Linked DNA regions of Homo sapiens: region 2 is linked to region 1. A link is a contact called in ENCODE Hi-C or POLR2A ChIA-PET data. All regions are on one chromosome and are shown on one strand. The core of a region is the stretch at or near the end of the contact, and the rest is flanking DNA. Distances in the headings are between cores, read along the strand shown. Region 1 holds the start of HCG4B (HLA complex group 4B). Region 2 has its middle 16 kb from the start of HLA-F.

Region 1 (7,360 bases), core at 3,404-5,903:
GTTTTATAAGGGGCTTTTCCCCGCTTCGCTCTGCATTTCTCTCTCCTGCCACCATGTGAAGAAGGACGGGTTTTCTTCCACTTCTGCCATGATTGTAAGTTTCCTGGGGTGGCCTCCTCAGCCATGCAGAACTGGGAGTCAGTTAAACCTCTTTCCTTTATAAATTACCCAGTCTCAGGTATTTCTTTATAGCAGTGTGAGAACAGACTAATACAACTTCTGATGGAGCAATGCCGACATAACAGCTTGTGACTCTGGGTGTAGAACCTAAAACTCCCTGCAGCTTCCACCTTCTCTCTCTCTGTCTCTGGGATCATGAGCTCTGGGGAAAGTCAGCTGCTGTGCCATGAGCAGCCCTGCAGCAAGGTCCATCTGGCTAAGAACTGAGGCCTTCTGGGACCCAATTACAATGAACTAGGCCTTTTCCAACAGCCATGTGACTGATCCATGTTTCATGTGAATCCTCAGCCCCAGTGAAGCCCTCAGATGATGCAGGCCTAGACTGACAACTGGACTGCAACCTTGTGAGAGGCCCTTAGCAAGAAGCACTCAGGGAAACTTCTCCTGGATTCCTGACAACTGGAAACTGTGGGAGATGATCAATATTTGTTATTTTGAAATGGTACATTTTACATAATTTGTTATGCAATAGTAAATAACTAATACATTTTCACAAGAGAGGATGTATTATTACATGTTAATTTGCATTTGCTCTAAATTTATCATCATCATTATTATTATTTTTGAGACAGGGTCTCACTCTGTCACCCAGGCTGGAGTGCAGTGGCATGATCACCATGCACTGCAGTGTAGACCTCCTGGGCTCAAGGGACCCTCTGACCTCAGCCTCTTGAGTAGCTGGGAGTACAATCATGAACCACTGTGCCTGGCTAATTTTCTAATTTTTTGTAGAGATGGGGGTTTCCCCATGTTGCCCAGGCTGATCTTGAACTTCTGGAGTCAACAAATCTGCCTTCCTCTGCCTTCCACAATGCTAGGATTGCAGGTGTGAGCCACCAAATCTGGCCTAAATTAATTAAAAGATATAAATATGTAACTTAGTTTTAAAAGGTAAGGAGAATTTTCATGGCTGAAAAGGATGTATTTTATTACCGTTCACAATGATTACTTTACTTGAACTTCAATTTGCAACTGTGTCCCAAGTGAACACAAAAAGAAGATCCAGCCCTTGCTAGGCTGATTCTATGATGGCCTCAACAACAAGCTCCTGGTCATTCACCTTCCCCCCATTATTCAACCAACTCTAATATAGGTGCTGCTGTGAATGGATTTAGCAGATATAATTAAGGGCCTCAATTAGTTGACTTTAGGCTGGGTTTATGCTGCTTGGACTGTCCTAATCAGGTGAGTCCTTGAAAGGATTGGGTTCTTCCTGAGCATAGAGATTCACAGTGTGAGAGGGATTCAGCATGAGGGGTTTCCTCCACTGTGGGCTTTGAAAATGAAGGGGCTGTACAGGGAAGAACACTGGTGGGCATCAGGAATTGAGCGCAGCCCTCCCTGTTCTCTACATTGACAGCCAGCAAGGAACAGGGACCTCAGTCTTAGAACTGCAAGAAACTGCATTCTGCCACCTCTGTATAAGCCTGAAGGAGGATTCAAAATGAAAACACAGCTTTGGGAAGCCCGGAACAGAGATTCCATCCACATCATGCCCAGATTTCTGACTAAGGTACTATAAACAGATAAATGGGTGTTGTTTGGCCAGGCGTGGTAATGCACACCTGCAATCCTAACATCTGAGGAGCTGACACAGGAGGATCACTTGCATCCAGGAATTTGAGACCAGCCAAGATCAAACAGTGAGACACTCATCTCTACAATTTCTTTTTAATTAGCTGGGCGTGGTGGCACTTGTCTGCAGTCCTATCTATTCTGAAGACTGAGGCAGGAAGATCCCTTGAGCCCAGGAGTTTGAGGCTGCAGTGAGCCATGATCATGTGACTGCACTTCACCCTGGATGACAGAGGGAGACTCTGTCTCTAAAAACAAATAAATCAACAATAATTGGGTGTTGTTTAAAGTCAATGTTTGTGATAATTTGTTATGCAATCTTATAAAATTCATACACAGGCTCAACAGACTCGGAATGAATTGATATGCACACTAGTTACATAAAATAAAATATTTCTTAATTTTTCAGTGTTTTACATTTTATAACTTTCTGTGATGCAATTTAATACATTCATATTTCATTCATTCAGTCAACAAAAATTTAGTGCCTAAGATGAACCAGGTATGCCCTCATATGCTCACGTGCCTGACATTCTAGAAGCTTCACAAGACCGAGGTGGAGCCACTGGAGTGTTTTAGGTGAGGAAATGACACACTCTGACTCACAGGAGCAGGACCACTGTGGAGAGAACAGTCACGTAGCAGGTAATGGGACAATGCTAGAGCCACAATTTAGAAGTGACAGGGTGGTGGGGACTAAGGGGAGAGGAGGGCCTGAGGGATGAAAGGGACAGAGGGAAGGGCTGGAGAAGCAGGAGGTTAGGAAAAGGAGCAGAGGGAAGGAATTGGAAAGCAGTAGAATTCTTAGGTTTAAACACATTGTTTTATAGATTTTTATTACATCCATCTACAGAGCCTCGCTCAGTGTTCTTTGCAGTTGGCCTTTAATACCTAATGTAGGACTGCCTAAAAACTAATGTTTTTTATGTTAATAAGGTTTAAAAAACACTTAGTGTTCCTTCTTTGCAGTTGGCCTTTAATACTATATTTGGGACTGCCTAGAAACTAATTTTTTTTAATTAATCAGGTTTTAAAAATACTAAGTGTTCCTATAAGATATACACACCACTTAGACGTGAATACTTCCTAAAAACAGGCAGCACATGAGCACTGCTGAGGGGCATTGTGACTGCATTGAACACTTGCAACTGTGAGGTGAATAAAGTCTGTACTGGCTCCCGGTTGCAACATATAGTAACGCAGTGTGCTACTTTATATTGAGGAGATGTCTTGGACTCACCCAGTAACTCAGGGCTGTGGAATGAAGGTAAATGTAAAAAACAAGCGGGAGTCACAGATACATTGTCTGCGAAAGTCAAACTTAGTAGCTTTGTGAGTCCTGTTGTAATGCTTTCAGACACATTTATGTATCAAGGGGCCAAAGTTACATTTTTTTACCGATTAGATACCTGATCATTTAGGGGTTGCCAAGATTCTGCTACCCACTGTAGTTAATAAACAAAGAGAAAACTTGTCTCTATGCTGTCTCATGTACTCAGGCACAACTTTTCCGGATTTAAAGAAAAAAAAAACAAAAACCTGTCTCTACGCCTCCATTCCCAGGGCGAGCTCCCTCTCTGGCATCGAGCTCCCTCTCTGGCGGCGAGCTCCCTCTCTGGCGGCGAGCTCCCTCTCTGTCACCAAGCTCCCTGGGGTGAGTTTTTTTCTAGAAGAGTTCAGGGAAATAGGTAAGGAGTGGGAGGCAGGGAGTCCAGTTCTGGGACGGGGATTCCGGGATGAAAAATGAAGAGGGACGGGGCCCATGACGAGGGTTTCTCCCTGGTTTCTCAGACAGCTCTTGGGCCAAGACTCAGGGAGACATTGAGACAGAGCGCTTGGCACAGGAGGAGCGGGGTCAGGGCGAAGTCCTATGGCCCCAGGCGTGGCTCTCAGGGTTTCAGGCCCCGAAGGCGATGTATTGATTGGGGAGGCCCAGGGTTGGGGATTCCCCATCTCCGCAGTTTCTCTTCTCCCTCTCCCAACTTATGTAGGGTCCTTCTTCCTGGACACTCAGGATGTGGACTCAGTTCTCACCCCCATTTGGTGTCGGGTTTCTAGCGAAGCCAATCGGCGTCGCTGGGGTCCCTGTTCCAGAAGTCCCCGCGAACCCATTGGGACTCAGATTCTCCCCAGACGCCGAGGATGGGGTCATGGCGTCCCGAACCCTCCTCCTGCTGCTCTTGGGGGCCCTGGCCCTGACCGAGACCTGGGCGGGTGAGTGCGGGATCCGGAGGGAAATGGCCTCTGCGGGGAGGAGGTAGGGGCCCGCGCACTGGGGCGCAGGACCCGGGGAGCAGCGCAAGGAGGAGGGTCGGACGGGTCTCAGCCCCTCCTCGCCCCCAGGTACCCACTCCATAAGGTATTTCAGCACCGCCGTGTCCCGGCCGGGTCGCGGGGAGCCCCGGTACATCGCAGTGGGCTACGTGGACGACACGCAGTTCGTGCGGTTCGACAGCGACGCGGCGACTCCGAGGATGTAGCCGCAGTCGCCGTGGTTGGAGCAGGAGGGACCGGAGTATTGGGACCGGAGCACACGGAACATCAGGCCCGCGCACAGACTGACAAGAGTGAACCTGCCCATGCCGCGCCGCTACTACCACCAGAGCTAGGCCGGTGAATGACCCCGGCCTGGGGCGAAGGTCACGACCCCTCCTCATCCCCCACGGACGTCCCGGGTCCCCCCCGCGAGTCTCCGGCTCCAAGATCCACCCCGAGGCTGCGGGACCCGCCAGATCCTCGACCCGGGAGAGGCCCAGGCGCCTTTACCAGGTTTCATTTTCCGTTTAGGCCAAAATCCCCGCGGGTTGGTCGGGGCGGGGGCGGGGCTCGGTGGGCGGGGCTGACCGCGGGGGCGGGGCCAGGGTCTAACACCCTCCAGATAATGTATGGCTGCGACTTGGGGCTGGAAGGGCGCCTCCTCCGCGGGTATGAACAGCACGCCAACGATGGCAAGGATTACATAGCCCGGAACTAGGACCTGCGCTCCTGGACCGCGGCGGACATGGCGGCTCAGATCACCAAGCGCAAGTGGGAGGCAGAAGAATTTGCAGAGCAGATCAGGGCCTACCTGGAGGGCACGTGCGTGGAGAGGCTCGCAGACACCTGGAGAACGGGAAGGAGACGCTGCAGCTCACGGGTACCAGGGAACACAAGACGCCTCCCTGATCGCCTGTAGATCTCCTGGGCTGGCTTCCCACAAAGAGAGAAGGAAAATGGGACCAACACTAGAATGTCGTCCTCTCTCTGGTCCTGAGGGAGAGGAATCCTCCTGGGTTTCCAGATCCTGTACAAGAGAGTGACTCTGAGGGTCTGCCCTGCTCTCTGATACAATTAAGGGATGAAATCTCTGAGGAAATGAAGGGAAGACAATCCCTGGAATACTGATGAGGGGTTCCCTTTGACACCAGCAGCAGCCTTGGGCCCCGTTACTTTTCCCCTCAGGCCTTGTTCTCTGCTTTACACTCAATGTGTGTGGGGGTCTGAGTCCAGCTCTTCTGAGTCCCTCAGCCTCCACTCAGGTCAGGACCAGAAGTCACTGTTCCCTCCTCAGGGACTGGAATTTTCCACGGAATTCGGAGATTATCCCAGATACCTGTGTCCAGGTTGGTGTCTGGGTTCTGTGCTCCCTTCCCCACCCCAGGTGTCCTGTCCATTCTCAGGATGGCCACATGCGTGCTGCTGGAGTGTCTCATGAGAGATGCAAAGTGCCTGAATTTTCTGACACTTCCTGTTAGACCTCTCCCCCAGACACATATGATCCACCATTCCGTCTCTGACTATAAGGCCACCCTGAGGTGCTGGGCCCTGGGCTTCTACCCTGTGGAGATCACACTGGCCTGGCAGCAGGATGGAGAGGACCAGACTCGGGACATGGAGCTTCTAGAGACCAGGCCTGCAGGGGATGGAACCTTCCAGAAGTGGGCAGCTGTGGTGGTGCCTTCTGGAGAGGAACAGAGATACCCGTGCCATGTGCAGCATGAGGGGTTGCCCAAGCCCCTCACCCTGAGATGGGGTAAGGCAGGAGATGAGTGGAGGGGGGGTCATGTCTCTTAGGAAAGCAGGAGCCTCTCTGGAGAACTTCAGCAGGGTCGGTGCTGGGGGCTGAGGGTCAGGGACGCTCACCTTCCCCTTTTTTCCCAGAGCAGTCTTCTCAGCCCACCATCCCCATCGTGGGTATCGTTGCTGGCCTGGTTCTCCTTGGAGCTGTAGTCACTGGAGCTGTGGTTTCTGCTGTGATGTGCAGGAAGAAGAACTCAGGTAAGGAATGGATGAGGAGTGGGGTCTGAGATTTCTTGTCCCACTGAGGGTTTCAAGCCCCAGTTAGAAGTGTGTCCTGCCTGGTTACTGGGAAGCACCATCCACACTCATGGGCCTACCCAGCCTGGGCCCTGTGTGCCAGCACTTACTCTTTTGTAAAGCACCTGTGACAATGAAGGACAGATTTATCACCTTGATGATTATGATGATGGGGACCTGATCCCAGCAGTCACAAGTCACAGGGGAAGGTCCCTGCTGAGGACAGACCTCAGGAGGGCAGTTGGTCCAGGACCCACACCTGCTTTCCTCATGTTTCCTGATCCTGTCCTAGATCAGCAGTTACACTTTCAGGAAACTTCTCTGGGATCAAAGGCTAGGGGGTTTGTTTAGGGCCGTATGGCCCTGACTCCTTTCTGGCCTCTCATAGGACATTTTCTTCCCACAGATAGAGTGAGCTACTCTGAAGCTGCAAGTAAGTATGAAGTGGGCTGATCCCTGATCCTTGGGATATTGTGGTCGGGAGCCCATGGGGGAGCTCACCCAACCCCAGATTCCTCCTCTAGCCGCATCTCCTCTGGGCTCTGACCAAGTCCTGTTTTTGTTCTACCCCAGGCAGCGACCATGCGCAGGGTTCTGATGTGTCTCTCACGGCTTGTAAAGGTGAGACACTGGGGGACCTGATGTGGGGGGGTGTTGGGGGCAATAGTGGACGCAGCTGTGCTATGGGGTTTCTTTGAATTGGATGTATTGAGCATGTGATGGGCTGTTTAAAGTGTCACCCCTCACTGTGACGGATATGAATTTGTTCATGAATATTTTATTTTATAGTGTGAGACAGCTGCCTTGTGTGGGACTGAGAGGCAAGATTTGTTCACGCCTTCCCTTTGTGACTTCAAAAACCCTGACTCTCTTTCTGCAAAGGCACCTGAATGTGCCTGTGTTCCTGTAGGCATAATATGAGGAGGTGGGGAGACCAACCCACCCCCATGTCCACCATGACCCTCTTCCCTCATGCTGACCTGTGTTCCGTCTCCAATAATTAATCATTCCTGCTCCATAGAGGTGAGGCTGAGATGTCTCCATCTCTGTCTCAACTTTATGTGCACTGAGCTGTAACTTCTTACTTCCCTATTAAAATTAGAATCTGAGTATAAATTTACTTTTTCAAATTCTTGCCATGAGAGGTTGATGGGTTAATTAAAGGAGAAGATTCCTAAAATTTGAGAGACAAAATAAATGGAAGACATGAGAACCTTCCAGAGTCCACATGTTTCTTATGCTGATTTGTTGCATGAGAGGAGAGTAGATGGGGCTGTGCCCAGTGGGTGCTCAGGCCACCGTGCGCTTT
Region 2 (6,860 bases), core at 4,088-6,587, 220 kb before region 1:
TACAAAAAAAATCAAAATAAAAATACAAAATTTAGCCGGGCGTGGTGGCATGTGCCTATAATCCCAGCTACTCAGGAGGCTGAGGCAGGATAATCGCTTGAACCCGGGAGGTGGAGGCTACAGTGAGCAGAGATTGTGACATTGCACTCCAGCCTGGGCGACAGAGTGAGACTCTGTCTCAAAGAAAAAAAAAAAAAGTTAGTGAAATCATGATTGTGAAGGAACAATGGCAAATGGAGAGAAAGAGCAGAGAGACAGACAGAGATAGATACACACGTACACACACACATAGAGAAAATGAATATCCATCCATCCATCCATCCATCTATCCATCCATCCATCCATCCATCTACCCATCCACCCATCCACCCATCCACCTTTCTATCTCCTTGCAAGGTAGGTTCATCAACACTTTTACATTTATGCCCCAGCAAAAATCTTTTTTTGGCTCACACCTGCCCTCCTTCATCCAGCCAACTGACATATTTGCTGAGGTCTTGCCACGTGCCGCACTGGGTGCTGAGCATTGGAGTCTAAACAGGAACAGACCCCTGGGATGCACTCCCGTCCTGGGATGCCCTTCACTGTCCCGTCCCTGGCTGTGAGACATCCTCATCTCCCTGAGGCTCTTGTTTCTGGTCACTGGGAAAAGTCCCTGGCCCACCTCTCTATTGACACCTGGGAGACTCTATCGCTACTTTGAATAAAGCACTGATTTTCAGCATTTATTCTGTATCCACACTTACTAATGCCCTTTCAATTTAGAAGTTGTTACAAACGGGAGGGGTTATAACCTTAGGCACGTTGTTTAAGAGAATTGTAAAAATAAGGAAACATGATGGCAATGGGGTTTTCTGCTTTCTCCCAGAACACTTCATATTCATTTTCTCACCTGTGTTTGGTTGGTTGCAAGGTGGCTTCCACACCCCCAAGTTTATTTCAAGTAGCAGAAACACTTGCTTAGAAAACAAGTACTTTGGGAAATGCAGGGTCTCAGCCTCTGTCCTCAGGACTCCACACATCAGAAAGACATGTGCGTCTCCTCCCACAATCCTGGAGGTGCCCGTGGACTGCAGGTTCGCTCCTCACTGACTTTACTCATGTCCTACTGGAAAAGGATGGATTTCTAGAAATGTCCCAATGGCTTGGAACACTCAATTTCTCTGTGTGCACTGCAAGCAAACTGACAGTTTGACTTTTCAATTCTATTCAATACCTGAAAATAAACTGAATTTTCAGTATATTTCCTTCCAGAGAGTAAACTGAAAAGGGAACCTTTCTAAATTCAGTTATGATTTCCTGAAACATCGAAGAAGGCAAATGTGGGTGCCCTTAAAGACAAGAGAATTCTCTGACCTCAAATTTCATGTAGCAGCTGTAAGGTGGAGCTGGCAGCATCTGTCCCCACCTCTGGGTACACAGCAGAACGTGCCAGCTTTAGGGACCCCGGAGGACACAGCTGCACAGTGTCCGGGGGCATCCAGCAAACCCTCAGGAAGGACTCGGTCCACGCAGGAGCCTCCTTAAGCAACTTCTCCCTGAAAAACCCTGAAGTCTTAGAAATCCATAAAGAAAAAAGATATTCATGTCTCTGATAAAGAAAAGAAATGCCAGCAATCCAGCACTGAGAAGGGAAGCTACGAGACCACATTTTCTGCATGTGGAGAAGACACGTCTAATGGAGAGGTGGGAACTTGTCTCAAAAGTGTTGGGCCGCAGTGAGAGGGTGTGGTCGTCACTGCCACCACCCGCTGCTCACTCAGTGACCCCTCCCCATTGTAACTAACGGGCCAGTGAAGAGAAACACTTTTCGTCTGCTTGTACTGAAATAAGGCTATTACAATAAATCATCTCTGTGGTTGATTTTTCACTTAAGGATGGGATAACTGGGGAAATTGGTGCCTGTAGTGCAGGTTTTAAAGAAGCTCCCAGAAGCCCTTCTGAGGCCATCTCCAGGAGGCTGCCCCAGCGGGTATGAGGCCTTGCGCTTCTGCCATCCTGTGTGTCCCTGTGATGGAATTTTGGCCCAGCTAGGGATGGCAAGAGGCCAGGTCATCGCAGGTGGTCTGCAGGCCTGGTGAGGAAGGACAATGACAGACGGGGAGGCAGAAAGGCACACATATGACCAGACCTCCCCCTGGGTCCTGCTCCCATTCCTCTGTCCATCGCTCTTGCTCTGTCTGCCCTAGGGGAAATTTCCTGAAGGAAACAGGAAAAGGAACCTCTATTCCTCGCTGCATATCTTTTATGTAGGCCTTTCCTGTTATTCAAGCATATCCCCAGCAGATGGCAGAGAAGACATTTCAATTTCGTGCCTCTGCTTTTCCTCCCCCTCCTCCAACCGGAAAGTCAGGACCAAGGGAATGGATGAAGGCATTAAAGGTATAAATGAGAATGGGTGATAATTTCCCTTTCTCTGAGCTGGGGAGTCCCATTGCAAGGGTGGGAATAGAAATGTCCAGTGTAACCATTCAGAGATGACAGATACTGCCCTGAAAACAGTCACAAAATCAAACCATGATGTGCCTCCCTGGGCTCCTTGGCTCTGGGCTGCTGCTTTCTTTTATTGAGAATCTAAGAGGTGCTGAGCATTCAGTTAAAACGGGACTCAAGGGTTCCTGCATTGTCCTCTGCCTTAATTGCATTTGAAAATATATTTTGTCAGTTCAATCCTTCTCCTGCCCGTCTCTGTTTCTCTTTTTAAAGAAGCTGAACATTGGCACCTTCAAAAGAAAATTGCTAACATGTGAAATAATATATTGTCTAGGATTTAGTTGAAAATAACCTGGTGTTGGGCTATGGTTGAGGATGTAGATAAATCAAGAGTGGGTGTTACTGAGTGAAGGGTACAGTGAAGGTCACTTTACTCTTCTGTCTACTTCTGTGTTTGCTTAAAATATTTGTACAAGTTTAAAAAAATAAGAACCAGGGTTACCAGGGGGCATGGCATATGCTGAATAATCATGAGATACCGGTTATAATTTCAAACAAATCTCCAATAAAAATAGATAATAATTTGAAGTCAAACCACAGGGACAAAATGTTTTTAGATGTCTCCAAATTCCTCACTTCCCTCCTCTAAATTCAGGTGGGTCACTTCATACTTTCTCCCAACCGCAGGTTCCCAATAGGCAGGTCCTAGAGCCCAACCTTGGTGGGGCAGGGAGTAGGGATTTAAAAACTGCATGATGATCAACAGCAGGAAAGAGGATTGGGGCTGAGAGGGGAGGAGAGGCAGGCAGGAGACCCCTGGGGAGTTGCTGCCCCAAGGAACTCCTTCTTCACCCTCTGAGAGAAAGTGTCACAGGACCACAGACCCTTGGTCTTCATAGATCCCATAACCTCCCCCGAATTGTATGTAAAATTGTGTGGGAATGCAGGTGAGTGCATTTCAGCTGGGGCTGGCTTTGACAAGGCTGTGGCCTGCAGTAGATATCAAAGTAGTCATCTAGGTCTCGTGTAGATGATGGAAAACTCGATGGGAGGGAGACACGGTGCCTTGACCCAGAGTCAATGCCAATAAACTTGGCTAGGACATAGTACCCAGTCATTTAATCAAAACCTAATCTAGATGTTGCTGTGAAGATATTTAGTACATGTGGTTAACATTTACAATCAGTTGACTTTATGAAAAGGAAATTACCCTCAATAATGTAGATGGACCTCATCCAATCAGTAGAAGGCTTTAAGAGCAGAAACTACAGTTTCCCAGAAAAGAAGAAATTCTGTCTTAAGACTACCATATCAACTTCTGTCTGCATTTTCAGCCTGCTGGCGTATCCTACAGATTTCACACTTGCCACCGTAATAATTGCATGAGTCAGTTTCATAACACGAATAAAACACACACATACACACACACACACACACACACACACACACACACACCCCTTATTGGTTCTGTTTCTCTGTTGAATCCAGAATAATACAGATTTTGGTACTTAGAGTGATTCTAGAGGAAGAGAATCCTTTTAAAACGTTTATAGCCAACAATAAAAAACTTTATTAAAAATGTTGAAAAGCATAAAACGGTAATTATAAATTAGCAAACACCCAACAAGAAAAGCACTTATTTTCTTTTCCTTATACAGTACAAGAAAGAGTAATTGGGATCTCATTCACTTTCAGCCACCATTTGCCCTAGATGTCCTTCACTCAAAACAAGTTTTTAGCTTGTGTTTTTGGAGTGGAAACTCACATGGCTACTAAGAAACAACTCTAAAAATGTAACTTAGACACTCAAAATTCCATGTGCCATGTTAACATGTAATGATGGTTCATATTACAGCATCTCACAATAGGTAAGCATTATTTCCAAAGTAAAATTAAGTCACATTTGTGGTTGCTAGTGAATGCGGCACAAATGGACCCTGAAGATTCAGGCATTGTTCTGCTCTGGAGTAGGACATCTGTGGCTCCAGCAAACTGTACAAAGGCTTTTTTTTTTTTTTAATGTATCTTCCGTGATACTTCAATTATTTCACCTTATTAATCATTTTCTTGCAAACAAAACTGAAAATATCAGTTCATAATGTGTTTCCATACACCTTGCCCTTATTCAAATGGTTATGAACAAGTGGTCTTCCATTTTCTATTGCCGCTGTAATTATTTGTTCCTGATCTGGCAACACCTTCTTCAGCTCCTTTCTCTGGCCACCGAGATTAACAGTCCAACAAGCGGTCTTTTGATTCACTAAGTGGCTTAATAGGACAACGTTGATTTGAGCCAATACTTCTGGCATGTTCATTTCAATTTGTAACTTTTTTCTGAATTCATCCCCACAAGGTGAGCTGGAAAACTGCAACCATAACCAAAGCTAGAAAATACTGGAAGTAGCCAATATTTCTCTTCATCACCAAAGACTGGTCTCTAATTTTTACTATTGTTCTATTTTTTCCAGCCAGCCAACAGTAGTAGCTGAAAAGCGAGAGCACACTGATGAAGAACACTGCGGGCACAAAGAAAAGGAAAAGTATGTGGAGCTTTGCTGTGTATCTCTTAGTTCATTCTACTCACTAGAACGTGGCGTTCTCAGGAATTGACGTCCTCCAGGCCCCCAGATGAGGGTAGTGAGCACCCTGAGAGCCAGCTGGACTCCCCTCTTGGTGTGTTACTGCACAGCCACAGCCTCTGGGTAGGGAGTTGTCCTGCACTTCTGGAATCATCTTTTTGGTCATGGTGGCTACTGCTGTACTGTCCTTCTGAGGTCAGTGAGATAGGGTGTTCACAGCCTCACTTGAAAGGAAACAAGAGACTTGTCAGGTTGATGGAGAGAACAAGCTGTTCGACAGTGCGCAAACCATATCCTGGGCTTGTGGTTAGAACATCCTGCAGCAAAGAGGTAGAAGAGCCAAGGGAGGCATCCCCACATCTGAGGAAGCCCAGAAACCCATGAATAGCGTCCTTGGGCTGACCTATGCTCATTACAATAGTAGCAAACACAACTCTGAGAGGGAAGTTAAGATGCTAATGAGACGTAAGATGTGTGTGCTGATATGTACAACCACAGTGCATGCACGTTCAAGAGACCACAGAACATGCTTAAAACAATACCCCTTCCCACCTATTCATGAATAATCATGTAAGACTCCCGTGAGGGGAGGGTACTGTCTCTCTTTTGAGCAGCTGCTCTGATCAGCTGTCAGAGTGTACTTTCACTTTGCAATAAATTCTCTTGCTGACTTTTACTTTGGACTTGCTCTCAAATTCTTTTGTGTGGCAAAGTCAAGAACCTGAACCGGCCCATTGGCTACATTTCCTTCCTTTTTTCTTTCTTTCTGTATCTTGTTGCTAGGGATAACTTTGCCCCTGCTGGCAGCATGCCCCTGAGGATGGCACCCTGTGGCTGGCGTCTTCCTTGGCTTGGCCTCGGGTCACTAAGCATAGCCCATGGTAGGAGGTTCTGAGAATGAGTGGCACTGCCTTGTGCAACGGTCCCCATGGGAGTGGCCCACAGGTGCTTGCATCTGTGGCATTTTCACAACTGTTTAAAAAGACTCAAGAATGTACTGTGGGAGGAGAGCAGGTCTGGAGACTCACCTGTGTCCCCCACCTGCTCATCTGCATGGCCGTGTGCCTGACATGGTCAGAAATGAGAAATGCTGCTGCCCCTTTGCAAAGCACTACTTAGTTTTTCTCTTCTTGAAGGTGGTGGCACGATGCCCAGGTTGAGATGGACGCAGGAGTCAGCATCCTAAAGTAAAAGGAGAGACTTTAACAGAAATACCTGAGCTTTTCAATGAGAATGAACAGGGCCTTTTACCCTCTGGCAACTGTGTATTTCCCATTGACATGTTTCTTGTCCTCAGAATGGTTTTTCCTTTTTGCAGGTGGTTTATTGAAAAAGGAAAGGACAGAAAAGAAAAAGCAGGAGAAGGTGTATGGGAAGCTGGGACCCTGGCCCTGTGCAGGGGAGATACAAGGTGCTTCTGGGGAGGCTGCCGCCATCTGGGGCACTGGCACATGGGGCACGGCAGGGCTCGCCTTCCTGATGATGCCGCCTATCCCAGTTGCCCACCAGAAGTTGCAGTGCCCAGATTAGTTTTGTATTGATGGAAATTAAAAAAAAATTATATTACATAATTTTATGCTTTTTGAAAATAGCTAATAAACTTTTATGGCTAAGTTGTTAGTAATGGTAATCTCTCTAATCTGCTTAAAGACGGTCAAATCTGCAGGGTTCCCATCTCCACTGGACACCTGTGCTTCCTGTGGGGTCTATTTTCCAGTGGCTTTCCCTGTTGGTTGCCCCTGTGACTGCTGACATCCTGCCTTCTGGTGGAAACCACACTCTTCCTTGCCCAGTGAGGGTTGGAAAATTGGATGACTAAACTCGACGAAGATAGCAAATAACATTTGT

Evidence for each region. Hi-C counts contacts between places; a loop is a spot of excess contacts on that map. ChIA-PET counts read pairs that join two places held with the same protein, here RNA polymerase II (POLR2A). Pooled maps may share reads with other maps.
Region 2: a loop to region 1 is called in a pooled map, with 6 times the contacts of the local background. The contact joins the enhancer-like site here to the promoter of HCG4B in region 1. A Hi-C loop is called at or near these places in 1 of 168 maps with a recorded cell type or tissue (CD8-positive, alpha-beta T cell) and 4 of 50 pooled maps. POLR2A ChIA-PET finds 5 or more read pairs at or near these places in 1 of 52 experiments (H1).

Annotation. Positions count from the first base shown.
Region 1 is chr6:29,922,562-29,929,921 of GRCh38, forward strand. It overlaps HCG4B (HLA complex group 4B), which reads right to left and starts at 4,654. Exons shown (of 1, transcript NR_001317.3): 1 at 2,031-4,654. LOC124901298 (a long non-coding RNA gene) reads right to left here. Exons shown (of 3, transcript XR_007059541.1): 2 at 5,878-6,176; 3 at 5,637-5,695. It also overlaps the pseudogene HLA-K.
Region 2 is chr6:29,703,539-29,710,398 of GRCh38, forward strand. It overlaps the pseudogene ZDHHC20P1. Among named protein-coding and RNA genes, the nearest start is that of HLA-F, 16 kb to the right of the region's middle. Within about 2 kb of position 5,338, at least 3 of the 41 ENCODE cell types and tissues checked have a DNase peak (open chromatin) inside an H3K27ac peak, as active enhancers do; they include CD8-positive, alpha-beta T cell, where a contact is called at or near this core.